2 separate regions of the Homo sapiens genome follow, and region 2 is linked to region 1. A link is a loop called in an ENCODE intact Hi-C map of the cell type or tissue named here. Cell type or tissue: heart left ventricle. All regions are shown on one strand. Each heading gives the region's core, and the rest is flanking DNA. Links, peaks and the distances in the headings are about the cores only. Region 1 has its middle 11 kb from the start of SMPD1. Region 2 has its middle 8.1 kb from the start of MRPL17.

Region 1 (5,385 bases), core at 249-5,248:
AACTTCTAGGAAGTGTCCTTAAAGGGAAGGGCTCTGTTCTTTTTCCTGCTGGCAAGAGTGTAGAGATGATGGCTGGAGCATGAGCCACAAGGTGAAAGCCACATTTTGGGGATGGTGAGCAAGATCAAAGCAGCCTGGTTTCCTGCTCATCATATCGTTGTCATGCAAGTCCTGGATGGGCTATGTCTATGTGAGGGAGGAATAAATGCCGACCTCCTTTAAAGCTGCTGTTATTTTCAGTTTTTTGTCACTGATGACATAACTTAATATTAACTAGGAGAGGGCCAGGTGAGGTGGCTCACGCCTGTAATCTCAGCACTTTGGGAGGCCGAGGCAGGTGGATCACCTGAGGTCAGGAGTTTGAGACCAGTCTGGCCAATATGGTGAAACCCCATCTCTACTAAAAATACAAAAATCAGCCAGGCGTAGTGGTGCGTGCCTGTAGTCCCAGCTACTCAGAAGGCTGAGGCAGGAGAATCGCTTGAGCCTGGGTGGCAGAGGTTGCAGTGAGCCGAGATTATGGCACTGTACTCCAGCCTGGGTGACAGAGCGAAACTCCATCTCAAAAAAAAAAAAAAAAAAAAAAATTAACTAAGAGAAGGGGAATAGCTAATATAATCAGATCCCTGAGAGATAGAACAATATAAAAGTATCAGCCCTTTGTAAGAGGGATGCTTCATCTGCTGGGAACTGGGCTCAACTACTTGCTAGCTGTGTGATCTTAGGCAAGCTATGTAACTTCTCTGCACCTGTATTTCATCATCTGTAAAATATTAGGATATAACAGAGGGGGAAAGGGAGAGGATGGGTACAGATGCAAGCAGGGTTTTAATTTGTTGTAACAAAGACAAGGGAATGTCTCTCTGGATGGCTTCTAAATTATCTGTAAAATAGAAGGCAAAATCAGTAAGAGTGGGTGGTGTGAGGACAGAGGATGCAGAGATATGAAAAGATCTACAAAGCAATGAAAAAGTTAGAAAAAGTAGAAAAAGAGCAAGCTCACTAGAGAAACACGGAAAAATTGCCAGGCAGCACTGAGGGACCATGTGAGTCTGGGGATCATGAATTTATCATTATATCACTTTTTCTTTTTTTCTTTTCTTTTTTTTTTTGAGACGGAGTCGCGCTCTGTCGCCCAGGCTGGAGTGCAGTGGCTCGATCTCGGCTCACTGCAAGCTCCGCCTCCTGAGTTCACGCCATTCTCCTGCCTCAGCCTCCTGAGTAGCTGGGACCACAGGCGCCCACCACCACGCCTGGCTAATATTTTGTATTTTTAGTAGAGATGGGGTTTCGCCGTGTTAGCCAGGATGGTCTCGATCCCCTGACATCGTGATCCACCCGCCTTGGCCTCCCAAAGCGCTGGGATTACAGGCGTGAGCCACCGCGCCCGGCCTTATATCACTTTTTCTAGCTATAGAATTTGCTGTAACAATTTCAGCTACTCTGGTTCAGAAGAAGAAAATGAAAGTAATTGGGATCATTTGAGACTGGAGTTCAGCCAGATGAAAATGACAGAGGAGAGGGGAACACAGGAGCTGAGCATATCTGCAAAGGAATTACTATAATGTTAGATTATAAAGTATTATTTTAAACAGACAGGAAGCCAGGAGCAGGTGGGTAAACAGAGAGAAAAGGAAGATAGACTGGATGCATTGATGAAGTCAGAGAGCTATTGCATTGGGGGTGGTGCCCATCCACCACACCACCCATGCACTCATGTGCACACAAATGTGCATGCACAACCATATATATTGGTTTCCTAGTTCAATTTCTGTTTGGAAGCTGAAAAATATCCTCCCAAGGATTAGCTTCTTCAGAGAATAGAGATGGTAAAGAAAAAAAAATGTAAAACTGTCTAGGTTTCAGGACTAGATTTCACCCTTGTTCAGCCTACCCAAGTACAGGGCTGAGACACTTCCTTCCACATTACACTCCCCTTCCTGTGTGTCAAAGATCTGACTGCTTCAGTGGAGCTTACAAGTATCCTGAGTCGTTTTAAGTGAATGTCCACATGAGACAGTGTGGTTGGAGTGTGGCAATATCTCAGGACACAGAGAGGTGACCTTCATCCTATATAAGATGTAGGTAGCTGCGGATGGAAAGCCTTCTCCCAGGAACGACTGGAAGATCATCTGTCAACACTGGTGACATTGGGTGCTCACGTGACTGTTGACAGGAGGTCTGCAGGGGACAGCTTCTATGTTGCTTCCTCATGCTGGCTGATGGGGTGAGGCAAGTATGTTATTCTTGCCCCTATCCTCTCCTGAGCTGGAGTCTTCTGTAGGGCAGGGCTTTTCCTACTAACAGGTATATCCCCAGCTTCTTGGTCTGGGCCTGACACAGAACAGTGTGTGTGTTGGCGGCGGTGGGTGGGAATAAATGGATGATTTCCTGACAATAGATGGAGCTAAGTTATTGTCATTAAGTAAATACTCCCTACGTCTTCCACAGGGCGGGGTGGCGAAGGGCAGTTTTTAACATTTAACTTTTCCTTCAGCCTCCACCTCACTGTAACCATAGATTTCCTCTCTCCTGTCAATGGACAGTGTGGATAAGGCATGGAAAACTGGGGAGAGTTATCAGCTAGACCTCATTAAATCAATGATAGTCAATACAGATACAGCATCTACTATGTATAAGGTGGTAGATTCTGTATAGTTGGTAATGAAATATAAGATGCAACTTTAAAAGTTTGCATCAGATACTAAAAGTCTTCCTCTGTCACATCTATTAATCTAAGTACTGTCTCATTGTAACTTCACAACCTTATATTATCTATTATCTTCATGTCACACAGAAAGAAATTGAAGCTCAAAAAGTGATGTGCTTTGTCCAGGTCACACAACTAATAAGTGGCAGAACAAAGATTCTAATCCAGATAGCTTGAATTTAAATTGCAGCCCCTACTATTGGGGGTTCTACATACACTGCGTTGGAATTGCCTGTCAAGAAAAATTTCTTCTGGATTTGAGCTCTTAAAGGTATAGATTACTAGCTTTCCAGTAATCCCTAAAATTTCCACAAGAGGGAGACCTTTCCCCATCAGTGCTGGGCTGCTGTCTGGAATTTCGAATTCAATTTGCAGTTTCACAGACAGCTCAAGAATTGGCTGGCCACTTGAACAGAATTTGTATAGGTTTCCTTTTTTTTTATTTTTAATTTTTTTTGAGACAGAGTTTCACTCTTGTTGCCCAGGCTGGAGTGCAATGGTCTGATCTCAGCTTACTGCAACCTCCGCCTCCCAAGTTCAAGCAATTCTCCTGCCTCAGCCTCCGGAGTAGCTGGGATTACAGGCATGCACCACCACGCCCGGCTAATTTTGTATTTTTAGTAGAGACGGGGTTTCTCCATATTGAGGCTGGTCTCGAACTCCTGATCTCAGGTGATCCGCCCACCTAGGCCTCCCAAAGTGCTGGGATTACAGGCGTGAGCCACCGTGCTCAGCTGTTTGTACAGGTTTCCTGACACAACAAAATGTAAGTACCCTAAGCGAATGTCTGCTTAAATTAACCCAGATTAACTAAGAAGTTATCTGTCCCAACCAAGCAGCCCATTTTGTCCCTCTGCCAATCACTCTCCAAGCCAGGGACTCAGTTCGCCACTGAGGCAGAGGCTGTATAACTTTAGATCTTTAAACACCAGCCTTGCTCTCCCTTCCCCAAGTTCTAGTCATTATCCAATAGCCTAGAAGCCTGCACAATAGGTTTCAGAAGTTCTAAAACCCAGAGAAAGTCAAGAATAAGGTTGTCTCACCTTTCCCACTACCAGCCCTGCAGAAAACTTTGTTCATAATGAATTTTCCCACCTCCTAGGCCTCAACCACTATCCAAGGGCTTACAGAGACAGTGTCTGAGCAACAGGTACGGAATCCTATCATGTCGTACCAGGAACCACTTTTCAGCAAAAGAGGTGTAAAGCGGGCACATGACTTTTGTGTCCACTGGTCACATTACAGCCGACCACCCAGAAACTGCCAGCCTAACACAGTGATAGAATCAGCTGTAGATGCACAGCTGAAGCACAAACATGGAAGTAATTCCTAGAGAGGAGGAGGTGCCACCTTCTAGCATGCAGTATACACTTTAAACCAACAACCTGGTGTTCTGTTCCCAAAAGGTAAAACACATGGGTTCAGAACCAAAGAGAGAAAGCAGGCGTGGCTCTGTTCGCCATCACTCCCAGGAATCTACTTGGGAAATTTGTGCTTTCTGCCCCTACAACTCTAGGCTCTGCTGCTTTAGAGGCTCTGATTCCCAATGGGGAAATGTGTCCAGCAGGTGAATGGGTTATGGTTGTTGCCTAGGAACTCTGGGCTCCTGCGTGCAGGGGCCAGCAGGCAAGAAGAGGCATGATCATGGTGGCTGTAGCGTTGATCCTGATTGTCATTGTTGATCCTGATAATACAACTGTTACAAAATGGAGACATGGGGGAATATGCTTGGCATCCAGCTGGCCCACTTGGGTGCCTCTTGGTAGTCCCTGCCCTATTTTGATGGTAAAAAGACAAGTGCAGGAGCATGGCTTGAGGAGAGCATGGATAGTGAGGCTCAGACCCCCCAGGGAGAAAGTTTGCATTACACCATCAGGTAAGCCACTGAAATCAGCAGAGGTGCTCTCTAAGGGTGAAGGAAAGCTAAAATGGATAAAAGAGGAAAATGATGAGTATCAGTTGCTGTCCTGAGAGAGGCTTCAGAGAGCTATAATTCTTTCCACTATCTTTCTTCTAATTTCCACCATGAAGAGAGACTCATTAGTCATTAGTATGCTAGAGGAGCTGTTCCAGACTTCTGTGAAATGAATCCAAGTGGCACAAGAGGTAGTCTGTGGTGGACACTGTGATGTGCCACCTGACCTGCCTTCAGGAACAAAGGGCTTATTCCCCCATGTAGACCAAAAATAAAATTCTAAGCTCCCCCAACCAACTGACAGAGTCCCCTCTCTCCCAAAGACATTCCAAACTAAACCAGAAAATCTAGTTCAGGCCATGATTGAAAGTGGGGATTGGACATGCCTCATCATACTCTTCTCTCTCAGAATTGGGAACAAGTGACGAGCATTAACATTTAAAAAGATCTGGCCGGGTGCAGTGGCTCACGCCTGTAATCCCAGCACTTTGGGAGGCCGAGGCAGGTGGATCATGAGGTCAGGAGTTCAAGACTAGCCTGGCCAACATGGTTAAACCCCGTCTCTACTAAAAATACAAAAATTAGCTGGGCGTGGGGGCAGGTGCCTGCAATCCCAGCTATTTGGGAGGCTGAGGCAGAGAATTGCTTGAACCTGGGAGGCGAAGGTTGCAGTGAGCCGAGATCGCACCACTGCACTCCAGCCTGGGCGAGAGAGCAAGACTCCGTCTCAAAAAATAAAAAATAAAATCATAAATAATAA
Region 2 (5,385 bases), core at 303-5,302, 300 kb after region 1:
CGTTAGGTTCTGAGAATACAAAATTAACTATTGTATGCCCCCCAATAACTCACAATCTACTGGGGGAGATAGACTCAAATTGACATTTTCAACACTCTGTTCCTCTGGATTTTGAGACAGCAGTGTTCTAGTTGTAGTGCTCCTTTTCAATCCCCTAAGAGGGCTACTCTCTCTTTCTCTGTCTTTCTGTCTCTCTCTCTCTCTCTCTCTGGCCTTTGTATGTTGGCTCTATGCTAGGACTCTTTTTTTTCTCCCCCTATATTTCCTGTCTGAGAAATCTCATCTAAACCAATTGCTCCATTTCCCATGTATGTGCGTATGACTCTCAAGTTTGAATTGCTAGCTTACCTCTATCCTCTGAGCTCCAGAACAATTGTTAACAAGACAGTTCCTTAACACGAGTATATTTACAACCAAGTTCATCACTGTAACTCCTGATCTACTTCCCCTCTTACTTATCCTCATTCTCTGTGAATATGTGAATAGAATTTCTCTACCCAACTACCCAAACAGAAACCTGGTGTTATCCTCGACTCTTAATTTCTCCTCCACCTCATGTAATCACATACAATGTGTCTAGCCTATTCTACCTTTTCTATGGCTGTTTGTTCTGTCAGCTTCTCTAGGTTTTCCCTGTTTTTGGCCTAATCTGGGTTTCCAACTCCACTTAGACTCCTTAACTAGCTTCCTATTTGGTTTACCAGCTTCTAATCTTTTTTTTTTTATTTTTATTTTTTTATCAGCTTCTAATCTTGTCCCTCTCACCTATCTTACAGTCTGATGCAAGAATGATCTTTCTGAAATGTTAATCTTATCCCTCTTTTCTCCATTTAAAAATACTGGTGGCTTCCCTTAGTCTTCAGGATAAAATCCAAACACTTTATCATATCTTACAGGGTCCTTTGTAACCTGGTCTTGCCTGGCTTTCCAGCTTCTCTTCCTTTACTTTTTCCTCAAATCTTAAATCCCTGCTGTGCCAAATTAATTGGAATTTCTCAACCACTCTATACCATTTCATAATTCAATGCATCTACAGATCTTGCTGCATGGAATGCCCTCCAAACTAATTTCTTTCCCCAATGCTTGATGAGTTCCTAATCATTCTTCAAGATTCAGCCCTAGCATTGTTTATTTTGAGAAGTTCTGCATGGACCACTTCCTTTCTTGGTACTCCAGTAGGCCTCAGGTGCAACCATGTTCATAGTATCTGTTTTACTATGTTGTACTTATTTATGATCTGTCTCTCTAACTGGTCTTTTGGGCCTTTGAGGGGTCATTCCAATATTTCAAAGCATAGTGCTTTGGAGGGAGAAATATGCTTGCTAAGTTAACTGATTAATTATTGAGTGCCTCCTATGACAAAGAAGACACAAGCTGGGTACTGTGATGAATTTTGCAGGTTCCCTTTCCTCTCTTAAAAAATTCTCAGTCTCCTTCAAAAGTTCTCTATCCTGTCTGTTCCCTACTGCCTGACCTCAGCCTCCTCTTGCTCTACATATATACTCTGAGTCACTCTATCCATTTATTTAGCTTTAATTGCTGACAACTCCCAAATTTGTTCTTCCAGCAAAAACCTCTTTCTCAAGCTCCAGATGCTTCCAGGCATCTCAAATGCAGCACATATGAAACTGAACTATCTTCTTTTTCTTTTTATTCCTTCTGGGATAAAAGGAGAAGTAATTGTAGGAAAGGTTATGAAACCATTTTACGGAAAAGTAGTTAGAAATTAAGCCAGGACAATGTCATTAAGTCTTCAGTGACATCCCTAGGTACAGCTTTTGTGTTTTCATCTCCTTTTGTGTTTTCAAGTGAATAGCAGAAAAACCCTTTAATGGTGTGCTTCCTGTACTGGGCTACACAGTGGTGTACCAAGGTATATATGAAACCACAGTGTAAACAAGGCTTGTCTTCCCAAGACATCAATTTTGATAGAAAATTGTGTGTGTTCATGTGTGTGTGTGTGTCTGTGTGTAATGTACAATATTTAACTTGTGAGAATTAAAAATCTTATTTTTCTATTAAACAGATATGTTGTGGAACAGAATGCAAAAATGTCAGAAAAGTTTAGTTCTTTCCTGGAAATGTAAGCACACAAACCATTTCTATTATTAAGATATCTCAGATTTAACTACCAAATTTAAGGCTGGGCTCAGTGGCTCACGCCTGTGATCCCAGTACTTTGGGAGGCCGAGGCGGGTGGATCACCTGAGATCAGGAGTTTAAGACCAGCCTGACCAACATGGTGAAACACCGCCTCTACTAAAAATACAAAAATTAGCCAGGCCTGGTAGCAGGCACCTATAATCCCAGCTACTTGGGAGGCTGAGGCAGGAGAATTGCCTCAAAAAACGAAAACGAAAACAAAACGAAAACATCAATAACTAACAAATTTATATCCCAGAAACTAAAGGAGAGCTACACTATGCCCATGCATTTAAGAGCACAGAGAGGAAAGCCTTAAGGGTACAGATATTACCCAGGCATGAACAATAGGGAATCAGCTTTGCAGGAAGTTCTTTTTTAGATGAAGAAGGAGGAAACAGGAGAAGGGAGGAGTCAGTGAGTCCAAAAGACAGAGCTAAGCAGAAGAACTCAGTATAACACATTGATTCATTCAACAGACATTTATAGATGTCTATTTTGCCTCATGTTCTTTACAGGGTGGTGGGAAAAGTGAATTAGACGTGTTTGTGCTCTTAAGTAGTTCACTGTTTAGTAATGAGTGCTGAACAATATAATTATACCGTTGTTGTAATGAAGAATGTACAATGTAAAACTGGACTGCAAAAGAAAATAAAGAAAACAGTCCTGTTTATAATAGCATTAAAAAGAATAAAATCTTAAGAATAAATTTAACCAAGGAGGTGAAAAATCTACATACACACACACACACAAAGATCTATACACTTGTATACATATGTAACAAACCTGCATGTTGTGCACATGTACCCTAAAACTTAAAGTATAAAAAAAAAAAGATCTATACACTGAAAACTATGAGGTGCCAATGAAAGAAACTGAAAAAGAACAAATAGCTGGAAATACATCCCATGTTTATGGATTGGAAGAATTAATAATATTAAAATGTCCATGTTACCCAAAGTGATCTACACATTCAATTCAATCCCTATGAAAATTCCATGGCATTTTTCATAGATGTAGAAAAAAGTCCTAAAATTAGTACAGGACAACAAAAGACTACAAATAGAATAAATAATCTTGATAAAGAACAAAACTGGAGGCATCACCTTTGCTGATTTCAAACTACATTCAAAGTTACAGTAATCAAAACATTATGTACCATACTGTTTTGCATGTACAACTTAAACATAGACACACAGACCAATAAAACAGGATAGAGAACTCAGAAATAAACCCATGCATGTATGGTCATGTGGTCAACTGATCTTTTTTTCTTTTTTTTTAATAGGGTCTTGCTGTGTCGCCCAGATTGGAGTGCAGAGGCACAATCTTGGCTCACTGCAGCCCTGACTTCCCGGGCTCAAGTGATCTTCCCATCTCAGCCTCCTGAGGAGCTGGGACTACAAGCACACACCACCACATTCAGCTAATTTTCTTGATTTTTTTTTGTAGAGATGAGGTCTCCGGATGTTGCCCAGCCTGGTTTCAAACTCTTGTGCTCAAGTGATCCTCCTGCCCCTGCCTCTCAAGGTGCTGGGGTTACAGGTGCGAGCCACCATGCCCAACTGGTCAACTAATCTTTGATGAGGCACCAAGAATACACAATGAGGAACAAAAATCCCTTCAATAAATAGTATTGGGAAAACTGGATAGACATATGCAAAATGACAAAAATGGACTTTTGTATTACACCATATAAAAATGAATTTGGAATGGATTCAAGACTTAAATGTAAGATGTGAAACTGTAAAACTCTTAGAAGAAAACATAGGGGAACAGCTCCTTGACATTGGCCTTGGCAATGATTTTTCAGATATGACACGAAAAGCATAGGCAAACAAAATAAAAATAAACAAGTTGTACCACATCAAACTAAAAGGCTCTGTACATCAAAGGAAACAACAAAATGAAAAGGTAACTTACCGAATGGGAGAAAATATTTGCAAACCATATCTGATAAGGGGCTGATATCCAAAATATATAAGGAACTCACACAACTCAATAGCAAGAAAACACAAAAAATCTGATTTGAAAATAGGTAAAGGATCTGAATAGATATTTTTCTAAAGAAGAAATACATGAAAAAGTGTTCAGCACCACTAATCATCAGAGAAATGTAAATCAAAACCATAATGAGAGATCATCCTACACTTGTTAGCATGGCTGTTATAAAAAAAGATAAGGGATGACAAGTGTTGGTGAGGATGTGGAGAAAGGGGAACACTTGTACACTCTTGGTGGGAATGTAAATTGGTACAGCCACTATGGGAAACAGTAGTATGAAGGTTCTTCAAAAAATTAAAAATAGAACTACCCTATGATCCAGCAATACCACTTCTGGGAAACAAAATCAGGATCCTGAAGAGAGATATCTGCATTCCCATGTTCACTGCAGCCTTATTTACAATAGCCAAGATACAGAAACAATCTAAGTGTCTGTCGACACATAAATAGATAAAGAGAATGTGGTATATTTATATACAATGGAATTGTATTTAGCCATAAAAAAGGAAATCCTGCTATTCATGACAACGTGGATAAACCAGAAGAACATTATGCTAAATGAGTCAGTTAGACACAGAAAGAAAATTACGTATGAGCTCATTTATATTTGAAATGTAAAAACATTGAACTCATAGAAACAGAGTAGAACAGTCATTGCCAGGGTCTGAGGTATGAGGGAAATAGAGATGTTGATCAAAGGGTCTAAACTTTCAGTTATAAGATGAACAAGTTCTGGAGATCTAATGTACAGCATACGTGGTGATGGATGTGTTAACTAAAAAAAAAAAAAAAAGAAATTGGATCATTGGAATAGTGCTGAGTTTTGCTTGGGTAATTCTGTCAACACTTTACAAAAAACGCAACCTTTCAGCTTTTGGCTAGTCTTGGAAAATTTATAGGTGTTTTCTATCTGTGGATTGGTTAGAAATATTCCAGAAAATTGGAATATAAAATGTGTGGGAAATGAATTAGAAATATGCTCACATTCTTGACAATCATTATAAGCATTTAAGTTCTGGAAGAGGAAGGAGACCATTTCTTTTGCTTGGTATACTCAGTAGTGTAGCTTAACCCTATCTCTACATGTGGTACCATGTTTATTGTTTGTAAAGCTCAGCCAGAGAGTTGAATATGGCATGGATGTAGCTTACTCCTCCTTATTTAATGAACATATATTGAGCACCTATTTTGTATCAGGCCTTATGATAGAGTTATCAAGAATGAGTCCCAATCTCTGGC

The links. Hi-C counts contacts between places; a loop is a spot of excess contacts. Peaks named below come from ENCODE experiments on the same cell type or tissue, not always from the same donor. Only the 100,000 strongest peaks of a DNase experiment are listed, where the experiment ranks them.
Region 2: it touches region 1 in a loop (2.6-fold over the local background); 29 of 110 quality-filtered maps call a loop at or near these places.

Annotation. Positions count from the first base shown.
Region 1 is chr11:6,376,416-6,381,800 of GRCh38, forward strand. No RefSeq gene overlaps it. Among named protein-coding and RNA genes, the nearest start is that of SMPD1, 11 kb to the right of the region's middle. In heart left ventricle, for the core only: a CTCF peak has its summit at 3,031 (motif pointing right); no DNase peak of the experiment used is centred there; H3K27ac peaks cover 1,322 bases.
Region 2 is chr11:6,672,544-6,677,928 of GRCh38, forward strand. No RefSeq gene overlaps it. Among named protein-coding and RNA genes, the nearest start is that of MRPL17, 8.1 kb to the right of the region's middle. RefSeq lists an enhancer at 1,244-1,293. In heart left ventricle, for the core only: no CTCF peak of the experiment used is centred there; no DNase peak of the experiment used is centred there; H3K27ac peaks cover 754 bases.